Regions from separate parts of the Homo sapiens genome. Here region 1 is linked to region 2. A link is a loop called in an ENCODE intact Hi-C map of the cell type or tissue named here. Cell type or tissue: left ventricle myocardium inferior. All regions are shown on one strand. Links, peaks and the distances in the headings refer to the core of each region. The heading gives the core; the rest is flanking DNA. Region 1 has its middle 49 kb from the start of SMAD5. Region 2 overlaps TGFBI (transforming growth factor beta induced).

What was found. Hi-C counts contacts between places; a loop is a spot of excess contacts. Peaks named below come from ENCODE experiments on the same cell type or tissue, not always from the same donor. Only the 100,000 strongest peaks of a DNase experiment are listed, where the experiment ranks them.
Region 1: a loop joins it to region 2, with 2.1 times the contacts of the local background. A loop is called at or near these places in 6 of 110 quality-filtered maps.

What each region holds. Positions count from the first base shown.
Region 1 is chr5:136,079,410-136,087,744 of GRCh38, reverse strand. It overlaps VTRNA2-1. Among named protein-coding and RNA genes, the nearest start is that of SMAD5, 49 kb to the left of the region's middle. In left ventricle myocardium inferior, for the core only: CTCF peaks have their summits at 4,898 and 5,105 (motif pointing right); DNase peaks (open chromatin) are centred at 2,854, 5,134 and 7,054; H3K4me3 peaks cover 1,723 bases; H3K27ac peaks cover 3,557 bases.
Region 2 is chr5:136,030,870-136,039,204 of GRCh38, reverse strand. It overlaps TGFBI (transforming growth factor beta induced), which reads right to left. Exons shown (of 17, transcript NM_000358.3): 2 at 5,344-5,442. Among named protein-coding and RNA genes, the nearest start is that of TGFBI, 6.0 kb to the right of the region's middle. RefSeq lists enhancers at 1,731-1,780, 7,931-8,000. In left ventricle myocardium inferior, for the core only: no CTCF peak of the experiment used is centred there; a DNase peak (open chromatin) is centred at 4,060; H3K4me3 peaks cover 1,706 bases; H3K27ac peaks cover 5,873 bases.

The DNA of each region.
Region 1 (8,335 bases), core at 124-8,123, 49 kb before region 2:
ACAAAAGGCTCTTTGCTCCTCATCTTTCTGAATGTTTAACTCTTTTCCACTGATGTCCTATCACCAAGCTGGTTCCTAACATTTGTGCAGCCCCAGACTAGAGTACATAAGGAGACTCATATACTATATAGTCTTTTAATAGCGTTAGTGAAGTGAAATTGATTACACAATAAACTGTCCGTGATTGATTTTGATATTGTATATACCCATGTATACCTCCATGAAAACATCGTCACAGTCAAGATTGGGAACATATCAAATACACTCCAAAGATCCCCCTCTGCCCCTTTGTGAGTCTACCCTCCCACCTTCCAACTCTACCCACCCCCCAGCCCCAGGCAACCTTTGCTCTGCATCTACTTTTGTCAAAATAGATTAGCTTGCATTTTTTAGAGTTTTATATAGATGGAGCAATACAGTATGTACTGTTTTCATTTGGTTTCTTTCTTTCAGAAAAATTGTTATGAAATTCATCCACATTAATGCATATATCACTATTTCATTCCCTTTTGTTGCTGGGTAGTATCCCATCGTATGAATATAACACAGATTGTTTATCCGTTGATCTGTTTAGGAACATTTGAGTCGTTTCCAGTTTGGGGCTATAATAAATGAAGGTACTAGGAATATTCATGTACAAGATTCTGTTTCTATATATGCTTTCTTTTCCCTTGAGTAAATATCTTATAGAATGGCTGGACCATGTGATAGGTGTATGTTTAGCTTTTTAAGAAATTGCCAAACTCTTTCTCTTCCAAAGTGATGATATCATTCTACATCCCCATCAGCAGCATATGTGTTCACATCCTTGCCAACACTTAAAATGGCCTTTTGTTCCAAACATTGTAATAAATGTGGAGTAGTATCTTACTATGGTTTTAACTTGCATTTCCCTAAAGACTAACAATGCTGAGATTTTTTTTTTTCATGTGCTTATTTGCTATCATATATCTTCTTTGGTGAAATGTCTATTCACATCTTTGGCCCATGGAAAAAAATGAGCTGTTTGTTTTCTCACTATTGAGTTATTTTTTATTCTGTATACAAGCCGTTTACCAGGTATACCATTTACAAAGATTTTCTCTCAGTCTGTGGTTTGTCTTTTTATTCTCTTAACAGCATCTTTTAGAGAGCAGAGTTTTAAATTTTGATGTAATTCAGTTGATCAATTTTTTTCTTTTGTGATTCTTTTGATTTTTGATCTTTCATCTAATAAATCTTTGTCTAACTGAAGGTCAAAAAGATTTTCTCCTAGAAGTTGTATGGTTTTTACTTTTAAAATATTTTTTAATTAATTAATTTTTTCTTATAAGTAAGGTCTCACTATGTTTCCCAGGCTAGTATGGAACTCCTAGCCTCAAGCAATCCTCCCACCCTGGACTCTCAAAGTGTTGGGATTACAGGTGTGAGCCACCATGGCCAGCCAAAGCTTCATGCTTTTTAAGTTATATGTTTAAATCTATGATCCAGCATTACTTTTTATTTTTATTTAATGGTTTTATTTTGTGTATGGGAGGAAGTGTGGTTCAAACTTTATTTTTCTGCATATGGATAACCAGTTGATTCAGCCCCATTTGTTAAAAAGACTACACCTTCTCCATCTAATTACCTTTGCAACTTTGTCAAGAATCAGTTATCTATATATGTGTGAGCCTATTTTTGGAGTCTGTTCTGTTCCATTGAACTGTTTGTCCATCTTTACGCCAATACTACACTGTCTTGATTTCTGTAGACTTAAAATTGAGTGGTGATAGCCTTCCGTATTTATTCTTCTTTTTCAAAGTTGTCTGGCTAACATAGGTCCTTTACTTTGTACATAAATTTTAGAATCAACTCGTCAACTTTTTACAAAAAAGCCTGCTGGGATTTGATCAGGAGTGTACTGAATCTGCAGAACAATTGGGACAGAATTGACAACTTAACAATATTGAGTCTTCTGGCCCATGAGCAAGATATGTTTCTCCGTTTATTTAGGTTTTAATTTCTCTCAGAAGTGTTTTGTAGTTTTCAGTTATGGATCTTGCACATATTTTGTCATATCCATTCCTAAGTATTTCATAACTTTTTTGTGCTTTTATAAATGGTACTTAAAAAAATTTCAATGTCTAATTGCTTGTTGCTAATAAATGAGGATACAATTTATTTTTGTATGCTGATCTTGTATCTTGCAACTTTGCTAACTCACTCACTAGTTCTAGCAGCTTTTTCTAGATTCCCTCAGATTTTCTATATTCTGCCAACAATTCTACTTCTTCCTTTCTCAATTGGATACCCTTTATTTCTTTTACTTGATTTATTACACTGGCTAAAACCTTCAATATGATGTTAAAAAAATGGTAAGAGCAGGCTTTCCTGTTTGGTTTGTGATCATAGGAGGAAAACAGTCTTTTCTATTTAAGTATGCTATTAGTGGTATCCCTTTGGTAGAGGCCATTATTACGTTAAGGAAGTTTCCTATCATTCCTAGTTTGCTGGGAGGTTTTTTTTTTAAAAAAATCAGGCATTCCTGATGTTAAAATGTTCAAATGCCTTTTCTGTATCTATCGTTATGATAATGTGAGTTTTCTTTTTTAGTTTTTTAACATAGTAAACTATGTTGATTGATTTTCAAATGTTTAACCAATCTTCCATTTCTGGGATAAACCCCACTTGGTCATGTTGTATTATCCTTTGTATAGATTGTTGGATTGTATTTGCTAAATTATTATTTAGAATTTTTGCATCTATGTTCATAAGGGACATTTTCTGCTGTTTTCTTATAAAGAGTTTGTCTGGCTCATAAAATGAGCTGGCTTCCCTGTTGGCATGCTCTGTCTTTGGAAGGATGCCCTGAGAAAAAGGCCTACATAGATGCTGAAAGCAGGTGGGCACAGTGCCATTCTGGCAGGTGATTTGAGTGTTCTGGTAATGTAGAGCATGATCTAAAAGAGTTCTGGGTTAGGTTATACACTTAAATCTATGCTTTATCATTACCTAAATTTAATTTTTTTAAATGGTTGCGTTTTGTATATGGCAGGAGATAGAGTTCAAACCTTTCCCTTGGTTCCTTCACAGTTCCTTATCACACTGTGGAGAGGTTTCCAGGGAGGGCTCTTTAAAGCATTAGGCTTAGGGCAGGGGCCCCTTTTGCCCAGGACTAAGGCATGCCACCTCCATGAAGCCTTCTGGAATCCTGACTAGCTATCATTTGGAATCCTTGCCTACTATGAATCCCACTTCTTCTGCAACCTTCCTATATGAATTATGCTAGTGAAAACATTCTCTAATGTATTTTCAACTTTTTTTTTTTTTGCCACTGCTTCTTCTCAACAATGTTTAGACATGCTCCAGGCTCCCATCTGAAAAACCTACAACAAGACAAAGCTCTCCCTAGTCCTGAATATCCTTACAACCCTTGCTCCCTCTCTCCTTTCACAGCCCAACTTCCAGAAAGATTTGAACATGCACACTGTGTCCCATGTCCCATTCATTACTCAGCCATCAAAAAGCTGACTCTCAGTCTCACCACTCCTGCCAAGGTGAACAACATACTCCTTGTTGCCACAGTCATTTGGGAGATTGACTGTGTGCAGCCTCTGGCACTGCTGGCCTCACCTCCATCTTGGTCCCTGTTCTGTTGACTTCTCTAATGCCTTGGTTCTAAGCTTTTTCTTCTCTCACAGAACGCTACATACTGATGCTCCTCTGAGATCTCTTTTCTATTCTCTTCTCACTTGTCAGATTGTGCACCTAAATCCAGATGACTTATCCCATTCCCACTGGTAGCCACGTATGCTTGCTCAGGTTGTACACTGCATAACTCTGGAGAGTACCATTGACATCACAGTCATTCTGAAGGGCAACACCCAGATTTGAGTTATGCACAATTTGGCCATATGTGATAGCCTTGCCTGTACATACTCCAAATATATCACTTGACATCCTACAGAACAATGATCTGTTACATGTCCTGGTTGTAAGGCTTTTGAAGGCTGAAATTACCCCCTTAATCAACCCTGAAGGGCTTGGCACAAAGTAGATGATCTTTAAAGGTATGCTGAATAGATGAGCCTGCCACTGAATTTTAGCCAGTATACATTTCTCCACTGAGAAGTACCACCATTGCACAAGCATGAGATTGAACTTCCTTTCAGACTATATGTCCTTTTGGACTAGAGGAAGAGACTGTTTTCTAACCTTCCCCTCACCAGGTACTCCCATTCTTTGAGCCCAACACTAGCTGGACATGCTACTTTACCTTTGAGCCTCAGTTTACTCATCCAGCAAATAAAAGGTTCTACCTTGCAGAGTTTGGTGAAGATTATGGAAGTAAAGTTGTGGAAAGCTCCTCTATCTTCTTTTCACTATTCCAGGGCACTCAGGATAATGCCTCTGACTAAAGGCTACCCCAGGAAAAAATTATTATATTGATCACGAAAGGGCATATGAAGGGCAGGAAACAAAAACCCCAGGAGGTATGTCCTGCCTCACCTGCTGCTAGCCTTCAATTTCAATTCTACTCCAGCTTGTTGGTATCATTTATTAATTAATTCATCCATTCACGTAACAAATGTTGAGCACTTTCTACTGCCAGGTGCTGTGGCAGGCACTGGGAGACAAATAGCATACGTAAGACAGATATGGTCTCTGTCTTCGTGACACTTGTCTCTACCACATTTGGCAATGTCTGGGTTAATGTCTTGTTAATGGTGGAAAGACGTAGGGTGATGCAACAAAGAGTAAGGAGAGTGTGTGGAGAGGAGAGAGGTGGCCTGGCCCTTTAGACAGAGTGTTCAACAAAGAGTTCTCTGAGGTGGTGGCATAAGAATTGAGTGTTAAAGAATGAGATTGGAGGGTGGGGAATCTCTGAGAAAGAGTGAACAGGATGGAAAGGGCATGCCTGAGAAACCAGAGAAGGCAAGGTGGTTGCAGCAGAGCAAAGAAAGAGGAGAGGGGCACCAGGTACTGCCAGAAAGTTAGGTGGGCACCTGATCATCCAGTAAACCCTGTCTGGATTGGATTATAAGAGAGGAGGTCTTTCAAGGTGCTGAGCTGGGAGGGGATGTGATTTGATTTAGAGTGTACAAAGACAGGGGATTTCCTTACTGTCCAGGGACATTTCCCCACCAGGGGGAGCACCTGGAACGCACCCGCTGGGTCCTTTCTGCTGGCCAGTTTTCATTACTAAATCCAGGCTCCAGGCAACGAAGCCAGGGCTGGATCAGATCAGCAGCTGGAAATGGCTAGCGGGGAAATGGTCATTGGCAGTTATTTTTGTAATTGTTTACCGAGACTACTAGGTACCTAGCCTGAATAAAATGTGTTATTTCAGCATAACTTCCCATACCTCCCTCCATCAGGGGTATGTTATCAATAGCCCCATTTTTGGATGACAACTTGGCAATTACAATGAACATATATGCTATTCAGCCCAGCAATTCCACTTCTGAGAGTTTATCCTCACATTCATGAAATTGCCCATGTTCACAAAAAGGCGTGTGCAAAGGTGTTCATTGGAGCGCTATTGGTAAACTCATGGAAAAAAACAAACAAACAAAAAAACCTTCAATGTCTAGCCCTAACAGGGGATGGCAAAACAAATCATGCTTCATGCACTCTTGGGGAGCCATTATAAATAATGAGGGACCTCCCAGGCATGCTGTGGAATTTCCCACAAAGCAGGTGCAGAACAATGTGTACAGTGCAGTCCTTCATATCAAAACACAGCCATAACCCAAATAAAGCTATATATTTTTAATTATCTTTATATAATAGAAAGAGGACTAGAAGGAGACACAGCAAAATTTTAAAAAACAGTGGTTACCTCTGGGGAGAGATCTGGATTGGAAGCTGCAGTTAGGTCAAGGGTGGTGGGCTTTCACTACCTTTATTGTTTTAATTTTTACTGTACTCGTGGTTTTTGTTTAATACAAAATGAATATGAAAAACAATTAAAAAGTTTAAAGCTACACAGCTAGGAAGAGGGGAAGCTGGATTCAAACCCAGGTTGGGACAGCGCAGTTTCTAGTATAATGGGGTCCTACTATCCCCAGTCACTCACTCACTTAAATGTTTATTGAGTGTCTACTGTGGACCAGGCTAGGAACTGAGGAGGATATAGGGAGACAGCAAAGAACAGAATGGAAGATCCCTGTCTAGTGCAGCTTACCAGTTGTTTGAGATACTTTTAAGCAAGACAGGCAGACAGACATACACTACAGGCAACTCTTTCTTGAGAGTTCAAACTTTGGTTCTGTTCCTGAATATGTCACTTTTTGTTAATTCCTAACATTTCAGTTACTTACCACCACTGATTCTCAGTTTATTCATTTGCAAAATGGGGGCAACATTATGGATCTCAGAGTTGTTCCGGCCATGAAATGAGGTAAATGTTTAACCCAGAGCGTGGCACATGGTGTGTGTGTGCTCAACAAACAGGGACATTATTAATATTCTGAAGGTCCCATTTTCTTTGTTAGCAATTTTCTCCATCCAGCTCCTGAATCTTTCAAAAGAAAAGTAGTGTAGACAAGGGGATGGGTTGGGGAAAAAGAGGAATGATTTATTCTCCTTCAGCCTTAACAGAGCGTTTCTCTTGAGCTATGAAGCTTTTAAATCTTCAGCCTGTGATCTCAATTCTGGGCTTACTCCTGGGCCCTAGTGCCCTGCTAATCACTCATTAATTCATTCAACTCCCCACCCAAAGAGGATTTGCTGATGATGAACTCCGTCTCCAGGGTCCAGCCCAGGACCTGGCAAGAAATGAAACCACAGAACCCCTGCCTTTGGCAAGTTCATAGGCTGCTTCGGGGAGATTTTATGGAGGCCTTAGGCTGCCCCCGTCTGCTGGAGAGAACCCCGAAAAGCCTTTGGCGGGGGTACTCCTCAGCAGCCTGGCTGCTGGACCTAGGTAGACGGCCCACACGCCCCCCCGCACCCTCCTGCCTCCCCTCCAGTGGGTGGATTTTGCCCCCTTCCACGGTTCCCGCGCAGGATGCGGGCGGGAGGAACTGAGAGTCCCTCCAGGACACGTTAGCAGGACGCCTGGCGCAGAGCGGGCGAGACCGCATGACGCAGGCCTCTCGGGGGCGGGGAGCACATGCAGCCCGTCCCTCTCCACATCGTCACTCTTCTATGGTTTAGAAGTTTCAGTCGCACACTCCTACCCGGGTCGGAGTTAGCTCAAGCGGTTACCTCCTCATGCCGGACTTTCTATCTGTCCATCTCTGTGCTGGGGTTCGAGACCCGCGGGTGCTTACTGACCCTTTTATGCAATAAATTCGGTATAATCTGTCACTCTGAAGGCTTTGTTATTTTTTATCCCTTTTAACTTTGCTAAATTAATAGGCTGATAACATAAGTTGGTGTCACTTTGAAGGTGTGACAGAAAGTATGGAGGCTGGCCACTGGTCTTACAGGGCGTGCGTGACCAGCCTGTACTGCCAGGTAGGACGCATGGGGACAAAAAAATGCTTGTGCAGTTCACGAGACACACCTGGAAGCTCCGAGACCCCACAACTTCGGACCGCGGAGTGCGTTATGGATTTCGTCCCAAGTAGGACGGAAGTTTAACAGCAATAGCTGCCGTCTACTGTTTTATCTGTATGACTGTTTTTTTCACATATATTGCCACCCGCCAGGACTTGCCTGTTGGACCACAGCGAGTGAGACTCGCTCCGAATTTTTCTTTACGTCTTTGAAAGTTCCAAGTTTCTTCCTCCCTGGCGGCCTGTACCTACGCTATTCTCACCTGTTCGCATCGTGTCCAGACATTTTATGCAATTTGTCTTTACCTTTAGCGTGGGGGCTCCCCCCTAGAAGCCATACAAGGGCAGGGGCCTCTCCCCTTGCTGTACTTACAGCGTCTAGTACATTGTTGACCAGATTTGAGTATTAGCTGATTTAAGTAGCTTAATGCACAGGGACATGCACATGTGTTTTTCATATTAAATCCCTATAAGTAGAATTGTGGAACACAACTTGCCTATACTTAGGGCTTTAGATTGAAGTGGCCTCAGTTCCCTTGGGAAAGTCTAGGCTGGTATGGGGAGGGGTCTTTTTCAGGGGAGAAAATGCCTGCGTCTCTGGGGAGGCAGAGAATGCAAGCCCAGAGGCAGTGGGTGTTCGCAGTGATGGGCTCCTGGGGGCGCTCTCGGGCGGCCTACAATCCAGAATCGTCTTCTTGTCCCTTGACCCGGTTGCGGACCACTGAGCAGCTGTTCCGCCTTGCTCTGGTACCACCATACGCACCTTTGATCAGGCCCGGCCCTCGCATTCACCAAGTCTTTTTGCCCTGGTAGTGCCCCTACCTGTGGTGCATGTTGCGCCGCACTTAAATTTTGGTGGGGGCACCTCC
Region 2 (8,335 bases), core at 191-8,190:
GAGAAGCACTTAACAGATGCTTACTGTTTACTAAGTGGTCAGTTGTGAAGCTTCTAAAGAAACTCCAGATATAAACCTTAAAGTTGAAACTATGTTAATATCTTCATTGAAAGCAATACCCTACATGAGACCATTGATAAAAGTACATTGAAATAAAGAAAAATGCATCTATAAGTCAACAAATAAGGCCTGTGTTGGCTTCCCATTGCTTTCTGTGACAAATTACCACAAATTTAGTGGCTTGAGATCATGCAAATTATCTTACAATTCCAGAGGCTAGAGTCAGAAATCGGCCTTATGGGGTTAAAATCAAAGGCTGCATTCCTCACAGAGGCTGTAGGGAAGAATCCATTGCTCGTCCTTTCCAGCTTTGAGAAGCTGCCTGCATTCCTTGGCTTGTGGTTGCATCACTCAAATGTCAGCTTTCATCATCACGTTGCCTTCTCTGACTCTGATCCCACTGCCTCCCTCTTTTTTTTTTTTTGAGATGGAGTCTTGCTCTGTTGCCCAGGCTGGAGGGCAGTGGTGCGATCTCAGCTCACCACAACCTCTGCCTCCTGGGTTCAAGCAATTCTCCCGCCTCAGCCTCCTGAGTAGCTGGGATTACAGGTGTGTACCACCATGCCTGGCTAATTTTTGTATTTTTTTTTTTACTAGAGGGGGAGTTTCACCATGTTGGTCAGGCTGGTCTCCAACTCCTGTCCTCGTGACCCGCTCGCCTCAGTCTCCCAAAGTGCTGGGATTAAAGGCGTGAACCACCAGGCACAGCCTGCCTCCCTCTTTTAAGTACCCTGATGATTATATTAGACTCATCAAATAATCCTGGATAATCTCTCCCTCTTATGATCCTTAATTTAATCACACCTGCAAAGTCTCTTTTTCCAGTAAGGGAATATATTTACAGAATTAGAGATTAGGATGTGGACATTTTTGGGAAGTCATGTTTCTACCTACCACAGGGTCTTACCCCAGGTGGCACATAGGTTCATGTAAATACCCAACAGAATAAAATTCCTTGTCAGCTAGTCAGCCTCCTAGTTTACAGAATGGGACAGAACCCTCAGGAAACACTGCCCAACAGAGGCGTTTGGTCGATCTCCGCTGTTTGGTGTATGTCCAATCTCAGTGCCCCCAGAGCAGATTATTCAAGAGATCCCAGCTGGCTGCACAGGGATATGAAACAGGAAAGGAGGCACTAGTATGGGTCTGGGGTCTGCTTGGATGACTTCTCACCATCTTCTTTTTTTTCCTCTTGGGACCAAGGTTGTGGGATATAAGGGAGGAAAACGACAGCTCTTCTTCACCTTCACGTCAGCTGTCCCCAGTGCCCTGCCCAGAAGGACACCTACTGAAAAAGCCCTGCCAGCTGATGGAAAAGCTCGACCATGCACCAGCTGATCTCTTTAAAAGTTAAATCTTTAAGCATTAATGCAGTGCTGAAGGAGTATTAATATTTTTGCCCCTGGGCAAAGGAACACTTGCTACTAGAGAAACAGGAGTGCTCTGCCAGCTCATCTTGGCTCCAGAGAAGGGCTTCGCACTTGTGAAATGTGTTGCTCGTGAAACAATTTCAAGACTTTTGGAATGAATAGCTGCCACCCATACCCGCTAGCTCCTCCACCAGCCCTCCCTATGCCACGTTTATGATGTCTGAGCTCCTGCTATGACTATTCCAGTCCCATGATGTCAACTTGGACTTGGCTGTTAAATAGGCCTCCTCTCCCTGGGGCTAGCACAAAGGAAGCCTGTCGAGAGGCAGCCAGGCTTCCTGACCACAATTTCCTGCACCTTTGCTCAAAGTGCCACACGTAAAAAATTTTATGGCTACTAATCAAACCAGGGCCTGAAATCACAGAGGGGGATGCTGACTGTCTGCTCCCCACAGCCCTCTTTGTTTGATTAGCCATTGTATCACTCCGGTGCTATTTAGGATCTGAAATAAATGCTAAAGTGAATTTCCGAACAATAAAATTCACAATAACAGCCACTAAATAGGGACCCACTGGTAACCACTTCCTGTAATAAAGTCCATATGTCAGCTTGACGCATTGCACCAGAAACTCAGGCCCTTCTCTCTTTGTAAATGCAGAAAAGCTTTTGTGTGCAGGCAACAGAGCTTCACCTGATGATAGCAGTGGAGTCTGGGGCCTCACAAAAGCAGGCAGGTGGCTCCAGGCTCCTGTCTCACCAGGTCGGCTCCTGTATCTCTGTGTGACCTCTCACCACAAAGTATTCCCCTGTATGCTTGGTACCCGTTGTCTGCTTCCAAGGTGAAATTCTCCTTCTGGTTTCTTGACCCTTGACAACCTGAGCTGCCTCCTCCCCCATGATACTTTACTCCTTTTCATCCCAACATACACCTCTGCTCCAGCCTCCTTCTCTGGAGTCTTGCTGAGAAAATTCCAACTGCCTATGGACCTCATGCAGAGACAGTCCTTTTTGCCCCAACCACTACTGTGCTCCCATTTCCCAGTCTGCTCCTCACTCAACTAAAGGCATCTAGGGACCTACTTTCCCCAGGATAACATCAACTCCAGCCAGCACAGTCCTCTCCCCTTCCCACCTGACCACCCATGGCACTGAATTCTGACCGTATGGTGGTCAGACAGTAGCCTCCTCACTGGTCTTGGTCTCAGGTACACAGGAGCCCTGCCAAGCCACTCTTACTGAGCTCTCTACAAGAACAGAGATGGGTTCCACCTCTTCCTCTCTCTGAGTTCTCTGGATCTTTTCCAGGGCAGCTCCACCTTCCTAATACTACATGTAATGTTCCAGGAAGGGCCTCTCTTGTCCTAGAAGTTTTATATCAAATAATATTTTTCTATCTTCATTTTCTCTCTTTGAAGTTGCCCAAAGCAGTGGCCACAAATTCAAGAGTTGAATGTAAATGTCATATCCTTCTGGCTTTGTGAGACTAGGCCAACAGCTGGGACTGGGCATCGGGCTTTGCCTGAGTCCACTCTGAACCCCATCTCCCCACCTCATCCAGACATTTCTTCCTTTTCCTAGAGGACTCCCCTTGTGCTCACTGGGTAAGGGAGCTGCGCCACCACATCACCACATTATCATATCCAAACCTGCCCCCGAGGGGTTGACCTGCTCATCAGGAACATTTTGGCAACACACAGCTCTGTTGCTTGTGCCTTGTCCTGGCACACAAAGATACAGGTACAAGAGCCAAGGCGACTCATCACTGACAGTATTCTCAGCCTGGACACTGATAGGGAATGTTATCGAGCTATTGTTAACTAGCTGGGCAAATGCTTCAGCCCAGCGGCACCCCCGAAACAGTGTGGCAGATGCTACCCTGTAGCCAGCTTGTCATCATAAACGGGTCTCCATTTTCAGAGAAACTTGAATTAACAAAAAAGATGGCCCTCTGAAGCCCAGGGCTCTTGAGATATAGAAGAGTTGTTTGCTTGGCACTAGCACTCTGGTCACCTTCCAAGAAGCAATTAGGTGAGGCCTGGCTTTGTGTTTAATTAAGTAATTAATTGTTAATTTGAGTAGATAATATACACACATGGGAAAAAATCAATCAGTACTAAAGGTTTTCTTTTCTTTTTTTTTTTTTTTTTTTGAGACGGTGTCTCACTCTGTCACCCAGGCTGGACTGCAGTGGCACGATCTTGGCTCACTGCAAGCTCCGCCTCCCAGGTTCACGCCATTCTCCTGCCTCAGCCTCCCGAGTAGCTGGGACTACAGGTGCCCGCCACCACGCCCGCTAATATTTTTGTATTTTTTTAGTAGAGACGGGGTTTCACCATGTTAGCCAGGATGGTCTCTGTCTCCTGACCTTGTGATCCGCCCACCTCGGCCTCCCAAAGTGTTGGGATTACAGGCGTGAGCCACTGTGCCCGGCCCATCTTTTTTCTTATTTTTTAAGTCAGGCATCCTGGAAGAATGGGTGGTGTATAATTTGCATAGTCTCCTTTTGTTCATAGCAGCAAGAATATCGCTGGGTGTCTGTTAGCTGAATCTTGGCAGTGTGTCCTCCTAGCTCACTCAACTTTTAGCTTGCAGGCTGGGCTGTCAATCAGGCATGGAGCAAGCTGCCATGGACCTGCCCTGGACAGGCTCCCAGGGACTGCTGGTATCTCCCCAGCTGTGCCATGAATCCCAACTTCCCTCAATTCATATTAGGATTGCTAATTGCCTAACATAATCAGGGTCACACATTGGAATATTTATTTCCACATACAGTTTAAGGAAAGAGCATTTTCTCTTCTTTCAGTTGGCTATTAAATTGGAGGAGATGTCTGCTCAAAAGCAATGTCACAACAATAAACTTAAAAATCCCTAACATTGAAAAGTGCTTAAGAGAGTGGCTTAGAGTTTCTTAATCATCCCATTATGTATGGAGACAGGAGGAAGGTCAGGCCTTCACAAGTGGCTCAGGAGATTTGTCATACACATCTTCCTAGCTATAGGAGACAGCCAGCTTTGAGATCTGTTGACAGTGCCAAAACAGATTAGGTTTCCCCAGAATTGTTAGAACATGCACCTGATTCCACCAGGGAGCTGGGCAGTGGGGTAAAAGCTGCCTCCCTCCTTGCTGAAACAGACATCAACAAGCCCTATTGTAACCACACTGGTCCACACCCCGTTGGCACTCTTACTTCTGCTTGTGTGGTCTAGATTTGCAAATCTAGGGTGATAATAATAATAGTAGCTAGCATTTATTGAGCACTGATATATGCTGGGCACCATATTCAGTCTCTTATGTACATTATTTCATTCAATCCTTGTAACAACCCCATAAGGTGGGTCCTTTTGTTATACGAACTTTTCAGGTAAAGCAATGGAGGGTTCTAAAGATGAATCGACTGGCCCAGGTAGAGCTAGGGTTTGAATGAGGAAGTCTGTGCAAATATTATATGCTATGCTGTCTCATAATCTGCATATGTTTAGTGCTCTAAGTCTTTTTGGGGTGTTTACCTTAGGACTGTAAGATAGGGATGGCATTCTTTAGTACAGATTCACCAATGGGCTTTCTTTTCCAGAGTCACATGCTGGTGGCTTCTCCACTGCATATCTGTATTATTTTATGAGGATTGAGAAACACACACACACACACACACACGCAGTGTTTCATGTTTCTTGCAAACCCAAACCAGCCCTGAAAAATGTCTCCAAGTCTTGTCAGCAGCCTTAAAAATGCAAAACAAAATTGGCCAGCTTCCTAAAAATGCCACTCCCTAGCACGCAGGTCCCAGACATGTTCGCACATGCATCTTCATGGCTTTTTAGGCAACCTGACCTTCTAGAAGGCTGGCCCAGGCCCTGGGGAACTGCAGCCAGCGTGCATACAGCTTGGTCTCCTGGCTGGTTACAGATACTCACGTTGATTTGCCACAGATTTTCCTTTGGTACCACTGCTTGCAGTTGGTGAAGTACTTCCTATTAGTGCCAATAACCTTCTGCACAGCACACACGTTGGGGCTGAAAACAAAAGCAGCAGAATTAGGAAGATGATCAGCACGTCCACCCCACTTTAATGACTCCCATCGTGTTTGCCTCCTTGGGTCACTGGAACTTTCTAGAGATAGAGGAGAGAGTCATTTCAGTCTTGGTACTGGGGATATCTTGGGTTTAGACTTTGGTTCTGTTTACCTAGATTCCCATCAGCCCCCATGAAAGCTTCCCCTGCAAAAATTGTTAAAATCTCTCTTACATACTGATGTAACTTCATGTACATATCCTTCTTTGACATGGGCAATTGATAAGTGTAAACAAAAGCATCTCTCAGGCAGCTCTCCATACAGACATGCTCTGCATGCCTGGACCAGCTGCTTGGCTCCCAAAGACAAGCCATTGTTACTGTCTATCCTATAAACCCGAGGCTTTATAGCTGGTTTAAACCATGGCTGGTTGCTCTCAGGACCCTGATAGGGGATGCTCTCCCATTTAACTCTCAGTTGTTCATTACTTAGATCACAGCTCAAGTCCCACTTCCCCCAGGAGCCTTTCTCCAATGTCCCAGATGACATGCTGCTTCCCATCCTCTGACAGTGGATACGGTCCTTATTTGATGTTGGGTTCCAAACAGAATTCCTGTAAGTGATGCGGGGAGGTGGGGGGTGTCTCTTCTCTGCATCTAACACTCAACAGAACCTTGAGGACAAGTGTTCTGCCTTGTTCTGTTGTTCACATTCTAGATGGGGCCTAGCATCCAGGCAGGGTGTAGAAGGAGCACGAAATGAACTTGTTGAAAATACTGCTCCCCAAACTACCCAGATCCAAAGAATCCTCAGGGACCCTGTGAAAAAGCAGAGTGTAAATGTCTGGGGGTTCTGCTAAGAAGCCTTTTCCAGAACCACAGGATTTTGGTTTTGCATGTTTTTTTCAAGTATACCAAGTCCTGACCCAAACTGTGCTCAGGCCAGGTGATTGTGAAAGCTTCATTAGGAGCCCCTAGGGAAAGGAAGCTGCTGTGCTACGTGGTCAGTCAGGAGAGGCGTGGTCAGTCAGGAGAGGGTTGATCTTCCTGAGCCAGAGGCAGGCATGCATCTGACTGAATCACAAGTCAGAGGAAAGCAAATAAAACAAACAATACTGAGGGCTTTCACAAGACCTCCAAGCTCAGAGAACTTCAGGTATCACCCAAAGGATGAAGTATTTCTTTAACATCAATTTCCCTGTTACTTTAAGAATGCCATCCACAGACATCACTTGATGTGCAGCGTATTTGTTAAGAAGACACCAATATTGCAGTAAAAACTACACCTACTGTCCCCATCATGATTCCTCTGCAGGAACTTGAACAATTCTCAAATATTCAGAGTCAGGCTTTTGGGTGGGAGTCCATTCTGCCCCTTCATTTCTCTGCCCTGTCTCTTCTGCGGTGATATGACTGTCACCTCTTGGCCAGTTTTTTGTTCAACAGGTGAAAGTGAGTGGGCCCAGGAGGGACAATGAGCATTAATGAATCCATGTAAGGATCTAGGGACAAGAGAAGTGAAGGCTGGAGAAGGGACCACAGCCAGCAGAGGCCCATGCCTCCCTAGTCCTAGCTGGGCCTGACCAAATCCTCCAGATTTCTGAATACCTGGTTTCTGTTTGCTGCCTAGGATTCACAGGTTAGACAGTCCCTGAATAACCCCTGAAGAGTCCTTGCTGGCCATACTCCAGCCCCCGGTCCTATTTATTGTTACAGAATCCCAGAAGCTCTTCAATCTGATCAAGCAGGAAACAATTACTGTCAATGAATTCCCTGCCACTTTCCGTAGGCGTTTGGCGAATCTTCAGTGAGTCTCTTGTGGATGTGGCTCCAACATTCCTTTGCTGAATGTTTCCACTGCTGCTGTCCTTGTGGCAGCAGCAGAGGCTGGGGGCGGCTGTGACCCTCTCCTTCTCACATCGGGGAGTGTGGGTGGGCTGTGTACATAGGAAGTTCATGCTGAAGCTTAATTGAAATGAGCAAGTTGCTTCTGGGCCTCAAGAATAACAGCATTGATGTTCAGCTTAGATTTGAAAACCAAGTGCTTCAGGAAATTCAGTTCAGTTTTTGGTGGTTGATGTTTGGAAGTGTGATTGTATTTTTACTTCTCTTTCAGTATTATTTTTCCCCTTCCCTATAGCAACACAGATATAGCTGGGAGTCAAGAGACCATATCATAGTTATTACTCTCCCAACAGCATTCTGTGTCTGAACTAAGTCACTCTCTACCTCACTAAGCTGCAGTTTCACCTCCTGTAAAATGGGAACATGAACAGTAGATCTCACTGTGTTGTGGTGAGGTCGAAAGCAAAAGCGGCAATCGAGTGCTGCGCACAAGCAAGGCACAGCTGTTATTTCTTCCTTCATATCAGGCAGCACGCTACAATTCCTTAAAATAGCAAAGTTTTCCTTCCCTTTCTAACAGTTTTCACTTTGAATGAAAGGCTGGAGCTAGAACAACGTTATCCATTTGCACAAGGCGCCACAGCCCTGTGTGCCAGGCCAGGCAGCCCTGTGGCATTAACAGGGACAGTTAGATCAGAGTAAATACAACTGTGCCTGCAACCATTTTGCCATGGTTCATGTGCCTGCGCATCCAGATTCTACTGGGACAGGGGTGCTCCTGTGACTTCTTAGATTACTCTGCCCATCACAGATTACAATAGGCCTTTCCAGCTGTGCTGCAGGAAGCTAATTAAGAGGCTTTGCCTGCAGGGGTATGGTGGGGAAGTTGATCTAATATCTGGAACTCATAATCAAGAGCATCTGCATTTAAGAAAAAAACCCTGTTTTCCAGCTGGTCAGCACTCTTCTGGGCTCTGAAGGGAAAGAGGTTTGCTGTAAAGATGGCTCTTGATGGAAAGCCCTCAATACCTTTGAGGATCCTTCACTGTG